3 separate regions of the Mus musculus genome follow, and all the other regions are linked to region 1. A link is a loop called in an ENCODE intact Hi-C map of the cell type or tissue named here. Cell type or tissue: heart. All regions are shown on one strand.

Region 1 (5,000 bases):
TGACCACGTACCTATAGTGACCACCTACCTATAGTGACCACCTACCTATAGGGTGACGCTCTGAGGTCTCCCCATTACACAAGGAGGGGTGTAAACTGAATGTGGGAAACACATTTTTAAATTAGAGTTTATCTAGCCTATTGTGAGCCTGACTCGCGTGCGGTCAGAGGACAGTGTTCAGGACTCAGCTCTGTCCTGCCAGCCTGTGGGAATCAGGGATGGAACTCAAGAACCCATGCTTGGCAGGACACACTGAGCCATCCGACTGCCTGGACTTTACTCCTCTATGTATGAGATAAGAATCCAGAGAAGCAAGAGCACATTCAAATGGGAGCTTTCCTGATGCTTCCGGTATCTAAGCATTTCAGCTTTGAGCGGCAAGGCTCTCAGCGTGAGCACACGCGCCGTGGAGCCGGAGTGAAGCATGGCAGAGTGGGAGACACCAGTGTGCCCCTCTCTGTCTCTGCAGCATCGTGATGCCAAGCCTCTCACAGCTTCCTTCCACTCAGCAGATACTTGCTTAAATCATGTCCCGTGACAGCTCTGTTTCTGGGACTAGGAAGTCATTTTCCACAAGGCTTGAGGAATGTGTAATTTGGTAATGAGGGGAACAACGTTACACAGTAAGGCTGACGAGTCCTGCCCCTGTCCGTTAGTCACCCCTTCTCGACTGATGTGTGTCAGCAACTGTTAACTCCCACAGAATACCCGAGATAAGAAACTTAAAACGCAGGGATACTGGCTTTAATTTATGGTCTGGGGAATTTTGGCCCATGTCTTCTTGGCACTGCCCTCCAGTTTGCATCTGTGAAGAGGCAGGGAGCAAGCATCAGAACAGCCTGTTCCTCCTGGGCGAGACACTGAGAAAGAGGAAGAGCCGGAGGTCTCACCATCCTCTGAAAGCTCACAGCCCCAGTGGCCGGGATGCTGCCTACTAGGCCTAACTCCCAAATGTGCCACCACCTCCGATTAGCACACCAGCCAAGGACCACACCTTTAAGCAGTGGGCCATGGGGAAACACTCTAGATTCAAACTATAACAATTATTATAAACAAAATGCCTAGGGAGGGCTTCTTTATAAAGAGAAAAGTTTATTTTGGGTCACAGTTTTAAAGGTTGAAGGTCTAAGGATGATAGCTTTCTTGTTGGCAGCCTAGAGCAACACAGGAGCTCGTGTGCGTGTGCATGTGCGTCTGTCCATCTGTCTGTCTCGCCTTCTTATGGAGTCATGAGCATCCAGTCATCAGGCCTCTACCTCGATGGCCTTCTGTAATGCAAGGCAGTTCAGTCCAGGCAGTCACAGGATCAGGTAGAGGGAACACACTGGAGAAACACTTGTGTTTCTTACTCACTAATGAGCAGGAGCAGGGAGCTTGGAACATGGGTAGCCAACCAGGCTATGAGTGGACAGCTTTCCTGAATCTACTTGGACAAGTCTGTCAGTGTTCCTGACACAGATCCCAAGTCATGGTCCTCCTGGTGGCTCTCACTACCTGGCCAGGAATCACTTCTGGCCTGGGGTTCCTGGATACCTTAGAATGTCCCTGCCCATGGAAATCCCACAGGACAGGAGCCTTATGCTAGAGAAATGGCTCAGTGGTTAAGAGCACTAGCTGCTTTTGTGGAAGACCTGAGTCCACTTCCCAGCACCAGCACGGTGGCTCACAGCTGTAACTCCTGCTCTGGGGGCTCTGAGGCCTTCTTCTGACTCTGTAGGCATGCACACACGCGAGCACATACAGAATTAATAATAAACCTTTAAAGGAGGTGGGTGGTCTTTATCAGCTGGCAGCTGCCAATCTAATTCAAAAATTGGAATCTGGAAACAGGCAAATAAAACAGAAAAAGAAGGAACCTGACTTTTGGCCCCTTGATGTGTCCCCTACTTGATCTCTGAGAGGGGCTCATGTGGCTTCACAATTGGTGCTGAGGAGTTAGGCACGAGGAGCAATACTCTTACTTTTTTCTTTTTTTTTTTTTTTAAGCTGGAAAAAGAGCAAAGTGATCAGTCAGCCAGCCAGTCAGTCAGTAAGCTTTTCTTCTCAACCCTTGATAAAGCCCCTGTAGCCTTCATCTTATGGTAATCAACCAGGGCCCTCTGGTGGCCAGAAACAGCTTTCCCTGTAGGAAACACCCTCAAGGAAGTAGGTTTCCTAGTGGAGGGCCAAGGCAGAGTGATCTGCTATGGTTGCTAAAAAGAGGTGTTTCCTCTGGAGAGATGGTCCAGAGGTTAAGAGTGGTGACTACTCTTCCAGAAGACTCAGGTTCAATTCCAAGCACCCACATGGTGGCTCACCACTGTCTATAACTCCAGTTCCAGGAGATCTGACATCTCATACAAACATAAGTGCAGGCAAAACACCAGCGCCCACCAAGTAAGAAGAGTAGTTTCCAAACACAGCCTGTGAAGCTGATATCATAACTTTGCATGCGCTGGTGTGAGGCCTTGCCATGGCCTGTGGGGTCACTGACTATGAAGGGCTGAGGCCCACAAGGCACAGCCTGGGTTGCTGATGATATGTTCTGTCACATTAGGTGGAGGATTTAATCACATCCTTCTGGAAATCTCGGCAGCAAGACACAGTCATGCTCATGTCTCTGCCCGACGTGCGCCAGCTCTTAGGATGCTATGACATGCAGCTGTATAAGGTGGGTGGACCCTTGACTCCCCTGGGCATCCCTTCCAGAAACAAATGCCAGTACTCAGGTGAGAACAACACCCCCAATATACACCAACACAGAATAGCACCCCCAATACACACTAGCCCAGAACAGCACCTCCAATATATACCAGCCCAGAACAGCATACCCCAATACACACCAGCCCAGAACAGCACCTCCAATACACAACAGCACAATACACAACAGCACAATACACAACAGCACAATACACAACAGCACAATACACAACACCGCAATACACAACAGCACAGAACATACCCCATAAACATACCAGTCCAGATCAGCATATCCCAATACATATGCCAGCCCAGAGCAGCACCCCCTAGTACATACTAACCCAGAACAGCACACCCCAATATACATACCATACCAGAACAGCACCTCCAAAACCCACCAGCCCAGAACAGCACTTCCAATACCCACCAGCCCAGAACAGCACCTCCAAAACCCACCAGCCCAGAACAGCACCCCCAATACACACCAGCCCAGAACAGCACCTCCAATACACACCAGCCCAGAACAGCACACCACAATACACACAAACCTGTGTACAATGGACAGGGCCTTTTACCTTTTGCTCTTTTAAATTTCCTCAAACACAGAATATAATGATCCATGATTCAGATTTTAGCCCATTTTATTTTCTGAACATTTCAACCAAAGATGTGTGTGCGCTCTCTCTCTCTCTCTCTCTCTCTCTCTCTCTCTCTCTCTCTCTCTCTCTCTCTCTCTCTCTGTGTGTCTCTCTCTCTCTCTGCATATATATAATTTCTTGGAAACAGGACCCCTTGATGTAATCAAAGCTGGCTTTGAACTTACAATCCTCCTGCCTCAGTCTCTGGAGTACTGGGATTATAGGTGTTCCCAGGCCAGTCTTTTAAAAAGGCATTTTCAGGGGGCTGGAGAGAAGACTCAGAGGCTAGGAGCACTGGCTGCTCTTCCAAAGGACTCAGGATCGATTCCCAGCACCCACACGGCGGTTCACAACCTTCTGTAGTTCTAGTTCCAGGGAATCTATGCCCGCTTCTGAGTCTCCTCAGGCACTGCACACATGCATTCAGGCTAACACTAATACACATAAAACAAATAACATCCAGAAAAGATGTTTCAGAATGCAGAGCCATGGCTGATCACTCTGAAGCAGCGCCACTGCCAGGCTGGCTCTGCTCAGGAACGCCGGTCTCTGGAGCACTTAGGAGGTCAGGTGGACATCGGTTCTGAGGTCTTTGTTCATCAAGAGTCCCACTGGTTCGGACTTAGGGAGCTCATGCTTCTAGTTTGTCACCACAGACGTAGAATAAAAGGGCTGACTGACGCGGCTCCTAATGTTGGTCCTGACCCTCTGCGTTCGCCAGAGTGGGCGTGGTGCTGTTGCTTGCTCTGTTTTGGCTCTGGGTTTTGTTTGCTTACTTTAATGGAATCAGGGCCTACACTGAGGGTATGCCCCAGTGGCATATGCACAAGGCCTTGGGTTCCATCCACAGAATGTGGGGTGGGAGTGGGGGAGATTCCATTATCGGTATCTGAAATACTGAGCTGCCAGTTCCGGCACACACCAAGGTGGCAGGGTGTCCTGTGCTGGAAGCAGTGGCTGACTTAGGTCATTAGTGACCTCCCTCAGACCTGCCATGACCTAGCCTGTCTCTGGGTCACTTGTCGAAAGGCCCTGCCCTCGCAGGCCAAGTCACTCTGCTCGCTCCTTTCTCTGTAGGGCCTGGAAGACATGCTGCTCCCCGACTTCCTGGAGGACGTTAGTATCCAGTACCTGAAATCTGTCCGGCTGTTTAGTAAGAGATTTAAACTGTGGCTTCTCGGTGCTCTGGAAGGGTTTCCTGCCATCTTACAGATCTCTAAGCTCAAAGGTAGAGTTCCACACAAAGCATGAATTCTGTACAGCGAGGAGGAATGTACAGCATCATGCCCCGAGCAGCTCACAAACAGCTGAGATGCATTCCTCGCTTGCTTCTGTGCCAATGGATAACATACAGGCCACAAGTCCAGCATAGGGCAGTGGCAGATCTCATCTAGTCAGGGCTTGTTCTCTGGTTCAGAGACAGTCTGTCAGCTTTGCCCTCACATTAAGGGAGAGGCGAGGACTCTTTCTGAGGTCTCCTCTTTTAGGAGCACCAATCTCTTCAGGAAAGTTTTGAGTTTTCGAAGAGTTTGCTTTATCGGGCACCTCCTCTCAGTACTGTCACTGTGGGGTGGTGCTTCACCTCATGAATAAGAGGAACACCAAGCGTCCCGTAGCAGCCATCCCGTAGCAGATAATAGGATTCTACAAGTCTCTGCCACACAGGCTTAGATTGGGCATGCT
Region 2 (5,000 bases), 180 kb before region 1:
CAAACTAAAGAAGAAAAACAACATGTATAGTCTTCTCTCACAATTTCCACCAAATCCCAACCTCTCTTTCCAAGTGAATTAGAAAAAGAATTTTCCTTTGCTAATTTCCTTACTTATTGGTGAAATAATATGAGTGTCCCATAGAAGCCAGGGTGATACAGGCTCAACAACCACAAAGGGATCGAGACCCACAGGTTGAGAAACACTGCTCAAAGGTCTTTTCTCCTTAAGGACAAATACCAAAGAGGCGAATTTTAATGAAATGAAGAAAATTTTACAGCTTTTAGGAAATACGAGAGTACACATCAAAAATAAGAGCGCTCATGTTTTAAAACTGTCAATGAGCTCAGCGGTCTGTAAACTCCAAAGGGAATTTTAATCGGATATTTAGCGGAAGTTGGCAAACCGACTCCAAATGCATCGGGGAAGATAGAAGTATGAAGAACCGACAGAAATACTGAAAAAGCGAGGATAAAGAGAGGAGAATTGCTCTGCCAGATTGTGAAACAAACCGCCAGACTACCACAGAGCGGGGTGATTGCCGCGCGGGAGAGATTCTCAGAGAAGCTCCATCTACACCCTGGGATTTATTTCGTCACCCAAGTGGCGTTTCAAATTAGTGTGAGAAGTGGTAGGACATTTGCTGTCCACTGGGAAAACACAGATCACTGCCTTGCATCACAGGAAAGGCAATTGATTTCAGGTCTAATTAGAGAAAGTTCCAAATAGAGACTGCTGAACTCGGGATAAGCAGGGTTGCTGGCTGGGAACCAGATTTCCCGTTCAATGCCCCAGGCCGGCTGTGAGTGGGAGCGCTAACCCCTAGGGACCTCCCTGCCTTGGTGTGAGAACCTGCAGGAAGACTGAAGTGTTCTGAGGTGTGTTTTTTAGTCCGTATGCTCCTTCCAAGTCCTGTTTCATCAGCTTGGAGATGCCCAAGGCCCCCAAAACCAGATCCTCCTGCGATTTAATGCTATTTCTGAGCTGGTACTGGTGCCAGAGAGCAGATGGGGAGGTCAGAGGACAACTTCAGGGAGCTGGTTTTGTCTTTCCACAGTGTGGGGCTTGAGCTCAGGCTCAGTTCACCATGTTTAGCAGCCGTGGACTTTAGGGAGTGATGTGTATTCCATTCGAACCTGTGCTGCCCAAAAGACCTTTTCACGACATCGGAATTATTCCCTGTCTTCACTGTCCAGTTCAGTAACCACAGGTGTGGGAGTGTTAACACTTAAACTGGGCCTGGCACGACAGGAGCCAAATGTGCCACATGTGACTGCCAACGGATGTCTGTGAGGCCATCAGCCTCAGCCCCTGGGCCAGGGCCAGGTAGGACCTCGTGGAAGTCCCACAGTGTAGAGCTGGACTAGAACCAGGGCAGTCTTCAGAGAAGCTAGTCTAGCTTCTTACTGATTCCAGACCCAGCTACAAACTTAGTAGCTTAAAACAGTTCCAAAGAATTATCTCACACTTCCGGAATTCAGGAGGCCAAATTGATCTTAATGTAGGAGGAGGAAATTGAAGCATTCACGAGGCTGGCTCCTTGGGGACTTAGGTTCAGAGGCAGAGGTGAGCAAGAGGGATGGTATTTTGTACAACCTGCGCACTATCTTCCTGACACTAGAGAGGTAGTGACTGTCTTTTGAGTTGTAAAGTTCTACAAACAGAGCAAAGTTTAAAGAAGATTAGCCTGGCCGGGCTGTGTGTGAGTAGGTGGAGATGGGGGAGGGGTGCTGGAGAGCAGGGAAACTAGTGAATAAACAGAAGCATGGGATGTTTTGTTTCAGAGGGAACAGGCAAAGAAAGTGTCTGGCAGAAAACACCTTGTCAAGCAGAGAATGTCCTCAAAACATCACCAATGGTGCTAAACAAAACATGACCACAGTGGCTTAAATCGTTTCAGAAAGAAACATAATTTCTGATTTTATTGGTTTATGTACTCGAGGAATTTGTGTAATTGAAGGGTCTGTCCAATGACTTTATTAATGCCTAGCTCTGTTACCCAGGAGTGCATGTTTCTCTGAAATACACTGCATACGGGAGACACTGAAACCTTTCCACTTGCATCAGGTCATTTTCTAAGCTCAGCCAATGACTCTATCTGAAGGAGTATGGTGGCCCAGGTATTTGAATGAACACAGATAAGATGTAAGGCTCAGGGGCCATCCTTCCAACAGCCTGGGTTTTTAGCACAGGAAGTTGTGTTGTTTATCATCTGCCCTTCACCTTGAAGAGAAAGAGAGAAACAAGCCCGGCTCTTACTTACCAGATGGCCCTCTCTCTGTGGCTTGGGTGCCATCTGGAATTGGTTTTGATAAATCCAAACACTAGAGCTACATTATCTTTCTAGCTAAATATATCAGGTAGTTCATTAGCCTGGCAACCTCTGCCTTGCTTTCACTAGCTAAACAAGATAGGACTGGAGACGGAGTGTGGGTTTTGTTCACCAGGAAGCCACTGAAGAGAAATCACTCTGCCTTCAGTGACCTCTAGAATGATTTCAAAGATCCAGAGGCCAGCTGAGTCCCTGAAGGGGTGTAGACACTGCCCTGGGGACCTGTGGATAGCGGCATCTGGCAGGATGCGGGCGGGGCTTGGCTGTGTTTCTGATCCTGGGTTATTACTCAAAGCACTCCAGTCTCCGGACACCTAAAGACTAAAGGCAGCCAGAAACTTTCCTCCTTCTCTTTAGAGGATTCTCATCTTTGCATTTGTGCACATACATAAAAAGGTAAAAGTAAAATCATTTTCCAAGCTTGGAACAAAACCCCAGGCCTGCCTCACCCAGCCTTTCCACGGCTCGCTTTCAAATGTGTTCCCAGCTCCGCTGCTTCTTTGGATTTTTTTCTTGTCTCCCTATTTTGGTTGTGTGTGTGTGTGTGTGTGTGTGTGTGTGTGTGTGTGTGTACATTCAGGTCCATGTGTATGTGTGTGTGTGTGTACACATTCAGGTCCGCGCGTGTGTGTGTATGTGTGTGTGTGTGTGTGTGTGTGTGTGTGTGTGTGTGTACATTCAGGTCCATGTGTATGTGTGTGTGTGTGTGTACACATTCAGGTCCGTGTGTGTGTGTGTGTGTGTGTGTGTGTGTGTGTGTGTGTGTGTGTGCACATTCAGGTCCATGTGTACACTTATGTGTGGTATGTGGTGTGAGTATGTGTGTGTCTATGTGTGTGTGTATAGGGCAGAGGTAATTGAAAGGCCCCTTCCGTTTTATCTCGCACTTTGACTTTGGAGAGAATATGGAAGAGAGCCTTGCTCACTGAGCAGGAAGCTCAGCCATTCGGACAGCCTGGCCGGCCAGTGAGCTCTAGAGATCCATCTGTCTTTTTCTGCGCCTCCTGTGGCACAGACCAAAGAGTCCAGCTCCTCCCTGGGTGCTACTAAGGCTCTGACCTGCTTAGTAGAGAGCACTTTCCCAACTCAGCCATCTCCCTGGCCCTGCATCTCCATTCTTTTTAAAACAAATGTTAAAGTTTGTATATGTGCACACAGACAGCCTGGTCTCCAGTCGAGCAAAGGTCTGGAACCCCGGGGACCTGTGAGTGGTGATTTCCATCAACATGGGACAGAAGGTGTTAGATTATGTCTCCTGGACCCCTGGTTCCTGTTGAAGTTACTACCCCCACAGCCCCCGCAAGAGAGGTGTGTGACTATCAGTCACATAGATAAAGCCCCAAGCTTCTGGCATTCTGGCTAGACTCCACCCCCACAGTTATCTGACTATAGCCAAGTATGCTCCTCCCCACAGTTACCTGGTAGCCCAGCCCACTATAAAAGGGGCTGCTTGGCCCCTCCTCGCTCTCTCTAAGCTCTTACTTTGCTTACTATCATCTCTAGTCTTCCTTCTCTCTCTCTCTCTGTCTCTCTCTTCCCCCCCTCTCTCCACGTGGCATGGCCAGTCTCTCTCCCTCTTTTTACCTTCTCTCTTTCTCCCTGCCTTTCTACAATAAGGCTCTAAAACCATAGACTGTCTCTGCTGATCAAGGCCCACTGTGCTTGAACGATGAGATAGGCTTTCCCCTAAAGACCTACATCTAACTTCTCCCCAGAAGGCCTTCCTGCACTCCAGCCACAGACCAAACCAAGGACTTTTATCTGCTTGGGAACCACCCAGCACCACCTCTCTCCCTGCCCTCTCTTCCCTTCAGCCCCGGGGCTGACTGAGCCGTCCCTGGGGCCCCCATTTTGTTCTCAGCTCTTCTGCGGTGTCCAGCGGCATCTGGGATCCCCGAGACTGAGAACCTGTTATCTCTAGCTTCCATGAGGCCTAGAGACCTAGAACTTGTCCACCCCCTTGGACTGGGTCCTGAGCTTCCCACAGCCAGACACCTACCCGGGGCCTCGTGGAAAGCCTATGGCAGTCCTCCTTCGTCCACCAGCCCAGAGCACGGGAACTCTGGCAGGACACAGGTTTTCTCCCACTCCCTTTATTCCCCCATGCCCAGCGCCCAACATAGGGGTGTTTTGCCTGAATGTATGTCTGTGTACCACATGTGTACAGTGCCCATAGAGGGCAGAAGATGCCTTGGAACTGGAGTTAGAGATGGTTGTGACCCACCATGTGGGTGCTGGGAATTGGATGCAGTAACTTTAAAGACTGAGCCTTGTCTCTAGCCTGCATGTGTCCAGACTTTTTAAAAACATACTTTTGGTACATATCTTTATGTTTCCATTTTACGTCGCCATTTGTTCAGAAGGAGAGAATCTGCTCTCACAGGTCACAGGCTCCCTCTCAGTGTGGTCCTCTCCATCACTCAACAGCAACAGTGAAGGTTTCCATGTCTATGGAAATGGTCCTTAATGCTCAGCTCTTCCCTGGGCCGTAGTTACTGCCTTTTCTTTATTCATTAAACCTTCATTGCCCTTCCTACAACAATAATATTTTGTTTGTTTTCTGGAAACAGGGTCTTACTTTGTACAGTCTGTAAGGCTGTCCCGGAGCTTAGTATGTAGCTCCAGCTCGAATTCACACCAGTCCTCTACTTCAGCCTCTCGAGTACAG
Region 3 (5,000 bases), 330 kb before region 1:
TGTCTGCTGCAAGACAATGGGCCCACGCTGCACGACAGCTCAGCAGCTCTCCACACCAATAGACTTCTGCCCAGTGCTTCTGTCTCTCAGCTGTGTTACTTTGATTTTTTTTTAACCAAATACATAAAATGAAAGCTTGTGCTTAAGCAAAAAGTTGCACATAGATACTTATCTAAGCTTTCTTTATAACTTGCTATCCAGAAGCACCAAGATGTCTTTCAATATATGAATAGACAAGCAGCGATACATCTGAACATTTGGTGGTAGAACATTTGGCAGTATAAAATAACAAGATACTGAACCACAAAAGACATGAAGCAACCTTAACTTAATGTGCACTGCCAAAGAAGTTAGCCCACATATGACATGATCCATATATTCAGTCACACAAAGTTTTATCCTCATGAATCTAATGATAGGACATTCCAGAATAGTAAAGTCATCAAATACAGTTGGTCAGCTATCATTGGGGACTCAGGAGGAAGTACAAATAATGCTTTTTAGGGGACCAAAACTAGACAGACTGAAATACACATATCACTGTAGAGTGCCAAAACCAAGCAAATGCTCTCCACAGTGATATAAACTACGTGCTTTGATTAATAGTAATGTATTATTACTAACAAGTAAGAGACAATGTGCCACCAGTGCATAACATTCAAGCACAGATGTCAATGACAGGCATCTGGGAGTGTGCCATGGCTGTGTGCATCTTTACATCATGAAAACTCACAATTCTTCGGTATCTCAGCCAGTTCAGAGAATGAGCTGAGCTCAGTATGTATGGCTTGGCACACTGCAACTAAGGCCATGATTCTGCTTTAAAGAACACTCACCAGATATTGTCACCAGGACATTTAGGCCTTCGAGCACATCCATTTGCTGGAACCGTCTTCGGCTGATCAGAGGGTATACTTTCCCTTGGCCACTTCTGTCCAAGAGCATCAGACCGCTCTCTGTACCAACCAGCAAGTTCACTCCTGTTCAAAAACACGGAAAGGCCTACATTTTAGGTTGTGATTGTGTAGAGCTTTACCATAGACCAGAAAAACATTTTCTACTTGGAAGATGACAGTGACCGTAATTCCTAAAGGAATGCCCAGAACAGTGAGGTTAAAGCAATGATCCCCCCACCCCCTGACACAGAAGCGACAGTAGTGACATTTACTTAAATACATAGGGGAGCAATGAGAAGACATCCCCACGGCACCTGCCCCCAGGGAACTGAGCTCCCAGTTGTAAGCTCACTATTTCTTGGGTTTCGGAGATTCTGGTCCATCTGCTACTATGGCCCCACAACTGGCAACCTTGTAGAATGACTTACAGAGAGCACGTGCCTCTATAATCTCCACTGGCTTATGGGCTGGTCTCAATCAGTTCCCACCACTGAGAAACAACTGCACTGTGTCCCCACCTTTCCAGGAGCCTGCTTACCCTGCCAGGACATCACCTGCTCCCATCTCTCTCTATTTCTTCCATGGACACTGCCAGCGCTAATCATACACATGCCCACTATGGCAGGGCAGCAGCTCCTATGGCCAAGCTGTACTTCTCTGTTCTTCCACACACAACAGATTTCTCCTAAAGCCAGGATTACCGCTGAAGGTAACTAACATCTTCTTCCTGGGCCTGCCTTCCTTCCCTCCTCTGCCCAATACTCCATGCTTTCTAATCACGTGACAGCTGGCAGACACAAGCCTTCACTCAGACTGTCCAGATAACCTCCACTGTCTCACAGGTGCACAAACTGATCCCCGTTTTCTTATACACCCACTGAGCCACACGGTACACCTTTAAAATGTATGCCTTCCAAGACACAGGGTCAAAAGTTCTGGTCTAGCTGCTGCCTGTCACGCACTTGTCCCAGGAAGGAAGCAACTAAAGCAAAGGCCTTTAGACTGATCAACGCACTAGATCAAAGTAAAGAAAATGGAGCCCAGGGCTTGCTGAGACATTAGAGGCACATGATGGGACACTAGGACTGCTTGTTCCCACGAGTAACTTTGTTGGGCTAAGCACTTATTACCAATTTCAACATAACATAAATTTAAGACAATCTCTATAGCTAATATAACATACATACAACATTAAAACCATTCAATGTGAATAAATGATAGCCTACTTTCTGAAATAACAGCAAATGACATCTACTGCACAACAGCAGTGTGCTAGACACACTTCTGTGCCAGCTTCCTGTTGTATGGTCCCCATAATCCCTTAAATAGCTAGTTTTATTTTTATCTATACCAGTGTTTCCCAACCTTCCAAACACTGCCACCGTTTAATACGGTTCCTCATGCCATGGTGATCTCCAACCATGACATTATTTTCATTGGTACTTCATGACTTTTATTTTGCACTGTTATGGTTTGTAATGTAAATATCTGTTTGCTGATGGTCTTAGGCAGCCTCTGTAACAGAGTCCTACGACTCCCAAAAGGTGGAGAACCACTGATCCAGATGGTCAACAAGGTCCTTACACTGCAGGACCATATGAGCTTCAAGACAGTCATGACACAGGCAGAATTTGTGATCCTGAGAAAGCAGATGGGTCTGCTCTGAATTTGGCAGCTTCTCAAAAGACTTTGGTAGAGGACAGAGCAGGAACCTAAGCAGGCAAGAGAGAAGGTCAGGCCACGTGGGTGAGAACAGGAGCCGGGAACAACAGTGTAAGGTTCTAAAGATTAAAGGCAAGCCCTCGTGTCCACCTCCGCTGTTTCTCCCTAACAAACAGAAAGAAGAAAGGCTGAGATGTGGAGGGGAGGAGAGCTGATTTACTGCTGCAGGGGACGTGGTGGCTGCAATGCTCAGGAACAGGACTGTGGGGAGTCATGCCATCTGTATGTGAGGTCACCTCATGCCATTAGCATGTACAATGACTTCATGCCATCTGCATGTGCAGTGTCAGGAGTAAGAAACTTCTGGGTAGAAGGAGAGTACTTTAACAGCAGAACAAAACTGTGGGAGTAAATGTCAGGGCAAGGGCAGGAGGGCGGGAGCTGGCAGGAAGGCTAGCTTGAATTTGAGAAGGCAGAACTGAGCATGCAGCTATCCTGAGCACAGACAAGCCAGGCTGATAGCCCCCTGAAGACTGCTTCCAAGAGCTTCATCTGGAAATTGGTCAAAGTCAACAACTCGGTGAACACAGACATCCAGACTTATTCTTCCTCTCTCCTCATACTGACTACCTCACAGGAGGAGTAGGGACAGCTCCCTCTTCCCAAGGTCTTACTGCTGACACCACTGCAGTCATACGCATGCGTTCTGCTGCATAGCACACCCTCAGCTAAGCTGAAGGCACAGGGCAGGAATCAAACAGTGTGTGCTTCTCTGCATGACAACTCTGTGCTTCAGAATAAAACTACGTCACCCGACAGCAGTGAGGTACCTACCCCATAAGGCAGCACACAGGATCTCTGAGTTAAATCTCTTCTTGTATTTACGAATCTCGGGGGTATCACTCTGTGGCCTAGTGTTCGTGGGGTTCACATTGACCACTGAGCCTTTCCGAGTAGGATCTTGCCTTATGGCTTCTGGTCTCAGCCCATCACAGGAAAATCCCACTGAAACACAGTGCAGTGAAGACTCAGCTTCTGTACACAGACACCACGCCTCACACCCTCAGATGCCCCAGATAAATATCTAGACACTGCAACTGATGCTTTCTCAAAGAAAAGGTGTTCTAGAAAACATAGACATGGAAAGGGAACTGACCACGACCTCACTGTGACCCTGGCAAAGGGAGCGATGGCCTTGCTGGCGGAGGACTGCGCCTTAAGTAACCATGCCACGCTCGGGCCCGTGGGAAGGGGCCTGGGGACCAGGTCCTGTCTGACAGCTGCTCTCCTTGACGCTGCTGTACTTACCCACGGAAGTCACTGTCGTCCCACTAGATGGAGAGATCTGTAGTAACCTGGGGTCTATAAAAGGTGTAAAGGAGGAGGAAGATTTGTGTTTCTGGAGTGTGCTACTAGCGGACTGAGTCTGAAATGTAAATTTCAATTTCATTAATAGAAGAGACATTTAAAACGTGAACAGTAAAGACCACCTCAATTCACTTACACACAGTACCATCTCCCAACCCAAGCCTTCTCCTCCTGCATCAACTCCCCCAAAGCCCAGCAAGGCATTGCAAATGCTGCATCTCTTCCCCAAGACACATACACACCAAGGGCAGTGATGCTGCAAACTACCAGCAAAAGCACCACTTTACGATCAGAGTTCCTACACAGCATCTGAAGTGTCGTAATAGCAATTCACTACCTTCCCAATTTACTTCCCATACTACAAAGTACAATTGATAAAGGTATCATCTCCTATCTACTGTGACAGACTACTGGTGTGATCTCCTATCTACTATGACAGACAACTGGTGTGATCGCCTATCTACTGTGTGTAACAGACTAACTGGTGTGATCGCCTATCTATTGTGACAGACAACTGGTGTGATCTCCTATCTACTGTGACAGACAACTGGTGTGATCACCTATCTACTGTGTGTAACAGACTAACTGGTGTGATCGCCTATCTACTGTGACAGACTACTGGTGTGATCGCCTATCTACTGTGTGTAACAGACTAACTGGTGTGATCTCCTATCTACTGTGTGTAACAGACTAACTGGTGTGATTTCCTATCTACTGTGTGTAACAGACTAACTGGTGTGATCTCCTATCTACTGTGACAGACTGCTGGTGTGATCTCCTATCTACTGTGACAGACTATTGGTGTGATCTACTTTGTACTATGACAGAATCACCATTAAGTCCATACCACACAACAGGGCTCATTAGTAAACATACAAATGACAGGAGACATGACTTTCTGGCCTTTTAGGAGCACTGGTGTTAATAACGTAACTTAAAACCAAAAAAATAAAACAAACGAACAAACAAACAAAAAGCTCACAGAGAAAGTGAAACAGTTAAGTGGAGATGTAATGATGGTTAAAATCAAACAGAAACACCTGCCAGTTAGTGAGTTAAAACTATGGTAAGATG

What was found. Peaks named below come from ENCODE experiments on the same cell type or tissue, not always from the same donor. Only the 100,000 strongest peaks of a DNase experiment are listed, where the experiment ranks them.
Region 2: it touches region 1 in a loop (4-fold over the local background); 2 of 42 quality-filtered maps call a loop at or near these places.
Region 3: it touches region 1 in a loop (2.4-fold over the local background); 2 of 42 quality-filtered maps call a loop at or near these places.

The regions. Positions count from the first base shown.
Region 1 is chr1:39,683,145-39,688,144 of GRCm38, reverse strand. Rfx8 (regulatory factor X 8) reads left to right here. Exons shown (of 15, transcript NM_001145660.1): 8 at 2,537-2,650; 9 at 4,395-4,545. Among named protein-coding and RNA genes, the nearest start is that of D930019O06Rik, 34 kb to the right of the region's middle. In heart, a CTCF peak has its summit at 2,114 (motif pointing left); a DNase peak (open chromatin) is centred at 2,104; H3K27ac peaks cover 1,220 bases.
Region 2 is chr1:39,865,677-39,870,676 of GRCm38, reverse strand. No RefSeq gene overlaps it. Among named protein-coding and RNA genes, the nearest start is that of Gm35600, 16 kb to the right of the region's middle. In heart, no CTCF peak of the experiment used is centred here; DNase peaks (open chromatin) are centred at 676, 1,426 and 2,546; H3K27ac peaks cover 3,003 bases.
Region 3 is chr1:40,013,090-40,018,089 of GRCm38, reverse strand. It overlaps Map4k4 (mitogen-activated protein kinase kinase kinase kinase 4), which reads right to left. Exons shown (of 32, transcript NM_001252200.1): 24 at 3,867-3,984; 25 at 3,393-3,563; 26 at 837-980. Among named protein-coding and RNA genes, the nearest start is that of Il1r2, 69 kb to the left of the region's middle. In heart, no CTCF peak of the experiment used is centred here; no DNase peak of the experiment used is centred here.